Regions from separate parts of the Homo sapiens genome. Here regions 2 and 3 are each linked to region 1. Evidence: chromatin loops called from intact Hi-C (ENCODE). Cell type or tissue: heart right ventricle. All regions are shown on one strand. Region 1 has its middle 54 kb from the start of CTAGE1. Region 2 overlaps LOC124904265 (a long non-coding RNA gene). Region 3 overlaps GATA6 (GATA binding protein 6).

Region 1 (2,500 bases):
GAGTAAGTCTTTGTCAAAAAAAAAAAAAAAAAAAGGAGAGAGTAGAATGGTGGTTACCAGAGGAAAGCAGGTAGAGAGGATGATGAGAAATTGGTTAATGCATGCAAAAATACAGCTCAATAGAAGCAATAAGTTCTAGTATTCAATGGTGCAGTTGAGAAGTTATAGTGAATAATACCTTATTGCATATTTATAAATTGATAGAAGAATTGTAATGTTTCCAACATAAGAAGAAGAGAAACATTTGAGGTGATTGATATCCCAATCACCCTCATTTTATCACTGCATACTATATACATGTATCAAACTATCACATGTGTCCCCCAAATAAGTACAACTATGATATATTAATAAAAATACATATAAATAAAATATAGTTCTGCATGTTCTGCAGTTTTCATTCTGATGTGGCAAGGTGTGGATTTGGATTTATATTTACAGGAAGCCCTTGAATAATGTGGGGGTTGGGGCACTGGCTCCCCAACCCCCTGCAGTTGAAAATATGCCTATGACTTTTGACTCCTCAGAAACTTAACTACTAATAGCCTACTGTTGACCAGAAGCCTTACCAATAACATACACAGCTGAACACATGTTTTGTATATGTGTTACATACTGTATTCTTACAATAAAGTAAGCTACAGAAAAAAGTTATTAAAAATCATAAGGAAGAGAAAATATATTTACTATTCATTAAGTGGAAGTGGATCTCATAAAGGTCTTCATTTTTATCATCTTCATGTTGAGTAGCAGAAGAGGAGGAAGAGGAGGGGTTGGTCTTGCTGTGTCAGGGGTGGCAGAGGCGGAAGAGGAGGAGGAGGTGGAAGGGGAGGCAGGCACACTTAGCATAAGTTTTATTGAGAAAAATCTGCATGTAAGTGGACCCACACAGTTCAAACCCATGTTGTCCAAGGGTCAGCTGTATATTCTGCTTGAAACTCATTCATTCACTTGATATATACTTATTGTGCCCCTACTACTTGCTAGATCCAGGCACTAGGGATCAGCAGAGAGCAAATCAGACAAAGTCCCTGTGTTCATGCAGCTTACCTTCTGGTGGGAGGAAATGGAAATTAACTAACAGTCTCATGGAAATACATTATGTCTGATAATGATAAGAGCTATGGAAAAAAATAAATTAGGACATGGGGGTAGTGGATGCTGGGAGAGTACTATGTATAAGGTGGTCAGGAGGTCTTTTTTGATAAGCTGATATTTGAGCAGATACCTGAAGAAAATGAGGACACCAACTATCTAAATATCTGGGGAAAGAGCATTGCGGCAGAGGATACAGCACAAGCACGAGCCTGGAGGTCAGAGAATGCCTGCTGTGCTCAAGGAAGAGCATAGAAGCCAATGTGTCTGGACAGGAGTAGTGAGAGGGAGAATGGATCAGGTCAGACACGTGGAGGGGTGAGTAATGCACACGGATCCTCCAGTCCATTGCAAAGACTTTGGAAAGGCTCTGAGAAACCACTAAACAGTCTTAAATAATAGAGTATGACATTTGTCTAAAAGGCTCATTGTGACTGTTGCGCAGAGAACAGACATTTTATTGTGTAGGGATGCAAGTAGGAAGGACAGCAGAATGACCAGTTGTAGACTACTGCCATGGTCCAGAGGAAAGATGATGGAGGAAAGATGACAGAACATGGCAGTAGTGATGGAGGCATTGAGAAATGGTCAAAGTCTGGGTATCTTTTCGGGATAGAACTGGCGACATTTGCTGAATTGGATATGGGGTATGAGATAGAGAAGATACAAGCATCACATGAAATTCTTTGAACCAAATAACTGAAAGAATGAAAAAAATCTTTTTGTGACATGGGCAATTGTTAAGAACAGTTTAGGTGGAGGGAGAGATGCAATGTCAGGGGTTTTCCTTTGAAGACAGTGAGTTTGAGATGTCTGTCAGATGGTAAAATGGAGCTGTGGTATAGGAGGCTGGATATGGGAATTTGAATTTCAGAGAAGAGGTCCAGGCTGGAGAGAGCAATGTGGGAGTTGTTAGCAGTAGGACTCACAGCCACAGGACTGGGAGGAGATTGCCTTAGAGAGTAAGGAAGGAGCCTACATCCTCAAAAACTTCATGTTTAAGGTCCACAGGTGAAAAGGAACCAACAAGGAAACTGAAAAGGAACAATCAGAACAGTATGAGGAGAACCCAGAGAAAGTGGTCCCTAGAAGCCAAGAGAAGAAAACGTTTCCAAGAGGAGAAATCACACAACTCTGTCCAATGCTGCCAGTTGCACATCATGAAGATGGAGAATCGGCCACTGGACTTGGCAATGTGGGCAGCCTCAGTAACCGTAATAAACTGTTCCTATGTGGTGACCAGGATAAAATCCTGATTAGAGGGGTTTTGAAAAAGAATAAGAGCAGAGAAAGTATACATGGGGACTTTAGGCAACTCTGAATGAGTGTTGCTGTGAAAGGGAGCAGAGGAATGGAGTAGTATCTGGAGCAGAGTAGCAGACAAGGGAAGTTTGCTTTATTTTAC
Region 2 (2,500 bases), 200 kb before region 1:
AGATACGCTGAAGGTTCCTCGTAAAATCCAGCCTCTATTTTATTCTCACTTCCTTTCTTCTGGGTTTGGCCTATGCAAAGCCCACCGATAAGTTATAAATGACTTATCAAGCATCAGCGTTTGGAGAGTAGACGGCTCCATAAATACCTACTTGGCCTCATTAAAAAGCTACAGCGATTAAAGAGAATGATTAGTGTGGTGCCAGAGGGGAAAGCAGAAAATCCAACATCTGACTCAAAAAGGGCCAGACCTCTTCTCAGGGAAGACCGCGGGTGTCAGGGAAGAGGATCTGGCCCGCGCCCCGGAGCGGAGCGCCGGGCGTCGGCGTCTGCGGAGCCTGCACCAGGGCCTGTCACGGGAAGAGTTATGAAAAGTGCACGCGTTCTCAGAGACGATTACCCTCTTGCCCTCCACGCCTCCTTCCCAACCTCCCCTTCCACTCCCTGCTGCCCCCACTGGAACTCAAAGCATGATTAAAACAGAGAAACCTATAACGGGGATGAAATGACCCTCAAATGACTGCTTAATTACAGCGAAATGAAAGCCGGGGGGCTACAAATAACCAGGAACTGTCCCGGCTGTCACTGAAGAGGAGCCTGCGCATGAGTCATGAGTCATGAATTAGCCACTAAGTGTTCGCCGCCAGCCCCCGGCCGCCCGCCTCTGCCCTGCCCGAGCCGGGCTCGCCGGCCCTCCACGCCTGGCCCCACAGAGTCCCCCGCCCCCGCGGGCGTCCGGGCCGGGTCGGAACCGGGCGGTTGTTGTGATTCCCAGGGTTCCCCAGTCGCCCCCGGCCGCCCGGTGGGTCGCTGGGTCGGGGAAGGCTCCCAGGCTGCGCAGGAGACAGGCTGACTGAAGGAGCGCAGCCAGCGCGGCTGCAGATAAGTTAATGTACACAGAGAGGATGTAAATTACCACGACCCGCAGCAGCAGGACATTGGCCAGGGCCCTGTCAGGGAGAGGACAAGCGTCGGGGGCTGCGCGCTCGCTGACACCCACCCGGGATGGAGCCGCCAGGCGGCCCGGCCGGGGAGGACCTCTTGGAGCCAGGCTTTCCTTGAAAACAGCTGCGTGTCCCTGACACCTCCAAACTAATGCATTTTTAATCAGAGGAATTAGCTCTAGGCGTCCCATATTTTTCCAACCTCCCCCCACCAACCCCTGTCTCTTCCAGCCACGTCCCCCTCCCCGCCCCTAGGTTAGGGACTGGCAGTCCCATTCTGTTTCTTTATCGGGACTCTGCAGAGTCCCCCGCTGCCCCTACACCCCCGAGACCAAACCACTTTTAAAAAAAAAATCTCCCTCCCCACCCCCATCCTCCCACCAGCCCTCCTCCACCGCCGGGTTCGCTCCAATGCAACTTTCGCCCCCACCCTTCCCTCTGTTTATACAGTGACATCACAGCCCCTGGCTCTCTCCAAGACTCAAAGAAAACAGAGTTCAAAAAGGCAAACAGGAAAGCCCGCCGGTCGTGGGCACGGGGTGAGATTCGGTCCACCCGCGGCGGACCGCGCAGACGCGCATGTGCGCGCACCTCGGTGTGAGCCCGTCTCCACTGGGACATCCTCGGGAAAGGGCTGCCCAGGCCGTGCTCCCCGTCAGCCCCGGGGAACTCAATTCCCTTAGGGAATTGAAAAATGTCCAGTAGTCACATAAAAGAAAGTGAAAAGGTAAAACAGGTGAAATTAATTTTAACAATATATTTTTAATCTGATATATTCAAAACATTATTTCAATATGTAATCAATATAAAAATTATAAATGAGATATTTCATATATTTTTTCACAGTGAATCTTCGAAAAATTACACTCACAACACATCTCAATTCAGACACAAATTTTTCATTGGAAATACTTGATCTGTAGTTACATTTCATAAAACTTAGAGTTGAAAAAATTGATTCACATACTCACATTGTTCCAAAAATATTTAAGCATTTTTCAATAACTGAATCCAGTGTTAGTTCTTAAGTGTGAATTTACACTAATGTGAAATAAAATAAAATTTGAATTAAATGAGAATTTGGAGTTAAATAAAAAATTAAGTTTCTTTGTTGCCCATTTTAAATTCCTAACAGCCACTTGCAGCTAGCGGCTATCAGATTAAACAACAGGGATAGAGAGTAATAGAATCTCCAAACTTCAGCTCTTGTTAACATAAAGTGGAGATAATAGTATCTACTTTATGTAGGCTTGTTGTAAGAATTAAATGAAATACAGTAGAACAATGTATATTAAGTACTCGGTACAGGGCCTAGCACATAGTAAGTACTCAATAATGAAGGTAACTCTGAGAATTATTTCTCCACTTTGATTATTTTTGCACCCCCACCCCCCATCCTTAAACTCAGCGATTCATACTTCCTTCCTCCAGAACTTGCTCTTAGGAAGGATTGTTACATGAATTCGCAATAAGCTGCCAAAAATGAACAGAGTATTCAAACACTCAAGTGTCCTTCCGTCCCTATTTATTAGACACCCCTTTCACCCACAACATGCC
Region 3 (2,500 bases), 180 kb after region 1:
AAAGCTAAGACATGAGGCTTCAGAGCAGCACAAAAATTTTCGTGGCATTAGGACAACTTATCCTGGAAGAATGCCGTGCACTAGGAATTATGCCCACACCTTCATTCCTGCTAGGGGAGGGGAGCCCTGGAGCCCCCTCTCCCAGAAGCAGACAACCACGATAGACCCCTTCCACAATACTCAGCTCCTGTGGCTCCTTTCGTCCTGGCCAAGAGAGCTCAGGACTCTGTGTCATGCTAAGGTCCTGGTGCCATCACTTAAATGGCCACGTGAAAGGCAGGTCAGAACCCTGTTCCTGTCATGTCCCAGGACTTACAATAAGCCTGCTGGGAATGCCTACCGGTGATCTCCTACAACTGATTTTTCAGTGGGGAATTAAAGTAAACAGCATGTTTCATGTGGGCCTCTGGAACAGTTTTTTACTTCCTTGCTATAACTCACAGTCATTAAAGAAAGGCAGTGATACTGCTACTTACATCTCTAAATGGAGGGATATGTGGCCCCCAGTTCCACCTTCTGCTGGGAGGGTGCCTAAGATCGCCCTTTGCTTTGTAGTTCCGTGGCCCCATCAAACGAGGGTCACCCTGCACTACTAATTTCTACCAGTCAGTCACAGGGAGCACTGGAGATCCGTGGGGTGGACGCATTACCTTAGGAGGCTTAAACTCCAAGCCAACCTCGGTGCTGTGTATGTAATACATATACTTTGTAAACACCAGATACAACCTTGCTATGTGGATCTGATATTTTCTTCACCCACAGCATTTCACAAAATCCTACAGGCAATCAGTCACAAAGCCAGCTGCCCTCTAACATTATGCACTGTGACCAAAATGGGAAAATGACACACCTTTGTCAACACAGGCACCTTTTAGAAATGCTTCTACCAGCTGCTCACAGATGGCTCCTCCAGCAGACTCTTCACAGCTACTCGGCAGCCACATGGGCCATGCCATACACATGAAGGCTCAGCCCACCCAGAGAGGACATCAAAAAGTGCGAAGGGATCCACAGTTATACGCAGGCACGCCATGAAAACAACCTGGGGACACCACTCAAGCCTACTACAGGTATTCTTACAGGGGGACAGCTTCCAAAGGCAGCCAGCAGACGAGTAGCTGTTTCCCCACAATGGCCACAGCAGGTAGAGGCTTTTGGAGACATCCATGAAATAAAACCCTGCAAGCCCAGGCACCAGCCGTGTGTGCCCTCGGAACAAGGCCAAGAGTCAGTCCCTGGGGAACTGGGGAGGTTGGTAGGCAGGCCAGCAACCCTACCCCCTGCCCTGGTAATGGCAGTCAGTGTTTCTGCTGCGCAGCCCAGAGGCTGGAGAGCTCGGAGAGATGCCCCCTGGCTGCAGCTCACACCAGCCACTCCCAGCTTCTCAGTCCCCGTGGAGGCTGCCTAGACTACCGCAGGGATGGAAGCTTGCAGCTGAAGACCTGGTGTGAAACTAGTACTCTCCAACCCCATCCTTAACATCCTTGTTGCTTTGCCTCCTGGCCTCTGGTGGGGAACTGATCTTTCCTCTGAAGGGCATTGACCAGCAAGCCACCTCCATCTGCTCTGTCCCTGGTGAGAGTTCCTGGGACAATAAGCCTAGGACCAGAGATGGAACTCCCAAGGCCCTTCTTCTAGCCAGACCATGGCCCTTTTCACTGGCTTTTCACTCCTTTCGCTGGACAGCAACCGATAGGACTTGCTAATAGCAAATTTTGAAATTTTACGTCACAAAATCACAAGACTCCACCCACAATGGTTCCAAGTCCCCGAAGCCCATTGTTGGGTATATATCGACCTCAGTGCAATTTATCATTCAAATTAGTCTTTTTGCCACATTTAAGCTGGACTGTACCACCAACAAAAGTGACTTGGAGCTGGCAGCAGTCCTCATTTCAGCTAGGAGAGAGGCGGCTCCCTCCCTGCTTTAGAAAACCAAATTGTTTTGCCTCTAGCTACATAATTGCTCCTGAGGACTACGGCATAATAAAGGATATTTTTAGGCCAGGCGCGGTGACTCATGCCTGTAATCCTAGCACTTTGGGAGGCTGAGGTAGGTGGATCACTTGAGGACAGGAGTTCGAGACCACCCTGGCCAACATGGTGAAACCCCGTCTCTACTAACTATACAAAAAAAAATTAGCCAGGTGAGTTGGTGTATGCCTGTAATTCTAGCTTCTCGGGAGGCTGAAGTGGGAGGATTGCTTGAATCCGGGAAGTGGAGGTTGCAGTGAGCCGAGATTGCGCCACTGCACACTCCAGCCTCGGTGACAGCAAGACTCAGCCTCAAAAAAAAAATAATTATTATTAAATAATCTTTTCATTTCCCAAGAAACATGTTCTATTTACCACTTTCAATCCTCAGTTACATCTAACCTGCCTGTAAAACACAACACCATAGCATGGAGTCCACCTTTATAAAGCCTAGAAACATTCTTTACCATGAGTCTGCAAAAAAAAAAACAACTAAAAGGCTTCTTCCCTTGTGAAACTCTAAAAA

The links. Hi-C counts contacts between places; a loop is a spot of excess contacts. Peaks named below come from ENCODE experiments on the same cell type or tissue, not always from the same donor. Only the 100,000 strongest peaks of a DNase experiment are listed, where the experiment ranks them.
Region 2: a loop joins it to region 1, with 3 times the contacts of the local background. A loop is called at or near these places in 19 of 110 quality-filtered maps.
Region 3: it touches region 1 in a loop (5-fold over the local background); 10 of 110 quality-filtered maps call a loop at or near these places.

What each region holds. Positions count from the first base shown.
Region 1 is chr18:22,362,578-22,365,077 of GRCh38, reverse strand. No RefSeq gene overlaps it. Among named protein-coding and RNA genes, the nearest start is that of CTAGE1, 54 kb to the left of the region's middle. In heart right ventricle, a CTCF peak has its summit at 998; no DNase peak of the experiment used is centred here.
Region 2 is chr18:22,558,051-22,560,550 of GRCh38, reverse strand. The region is part of intron 2 of LOC124904265 (a long non-coding RNA gene); the gene reads right to left. Among named protein-coding and RNA genes, the nearest start is that of CTAGE1, 140 kb to the right of the region's middle. In heart right ventricle, a CTCF peak has its summit at 1,014; DNase peaks (open chromatin) are centred at 380, 840, 980 and 1,370; H3K4me3 peaks cover 1,804 bases; H3K27ac peaks cover 2,500 bases.
Region 3 is chr18:22,184,301-22,186,800 of GRCh38, reverse strand. All of the region lies in intron 6 of GATA6 (GATA binding protein 6), which reads right to left. Among named protein-coding and RNA genes, the nearest start is that of GATA6, 16 kb to the right of the region's middle. In heart right ventricle, a CTCF peak has its summit at 1,352; no DNase peak of the experiment used is centred here; H3K27ac peaks cover 2,500 bases.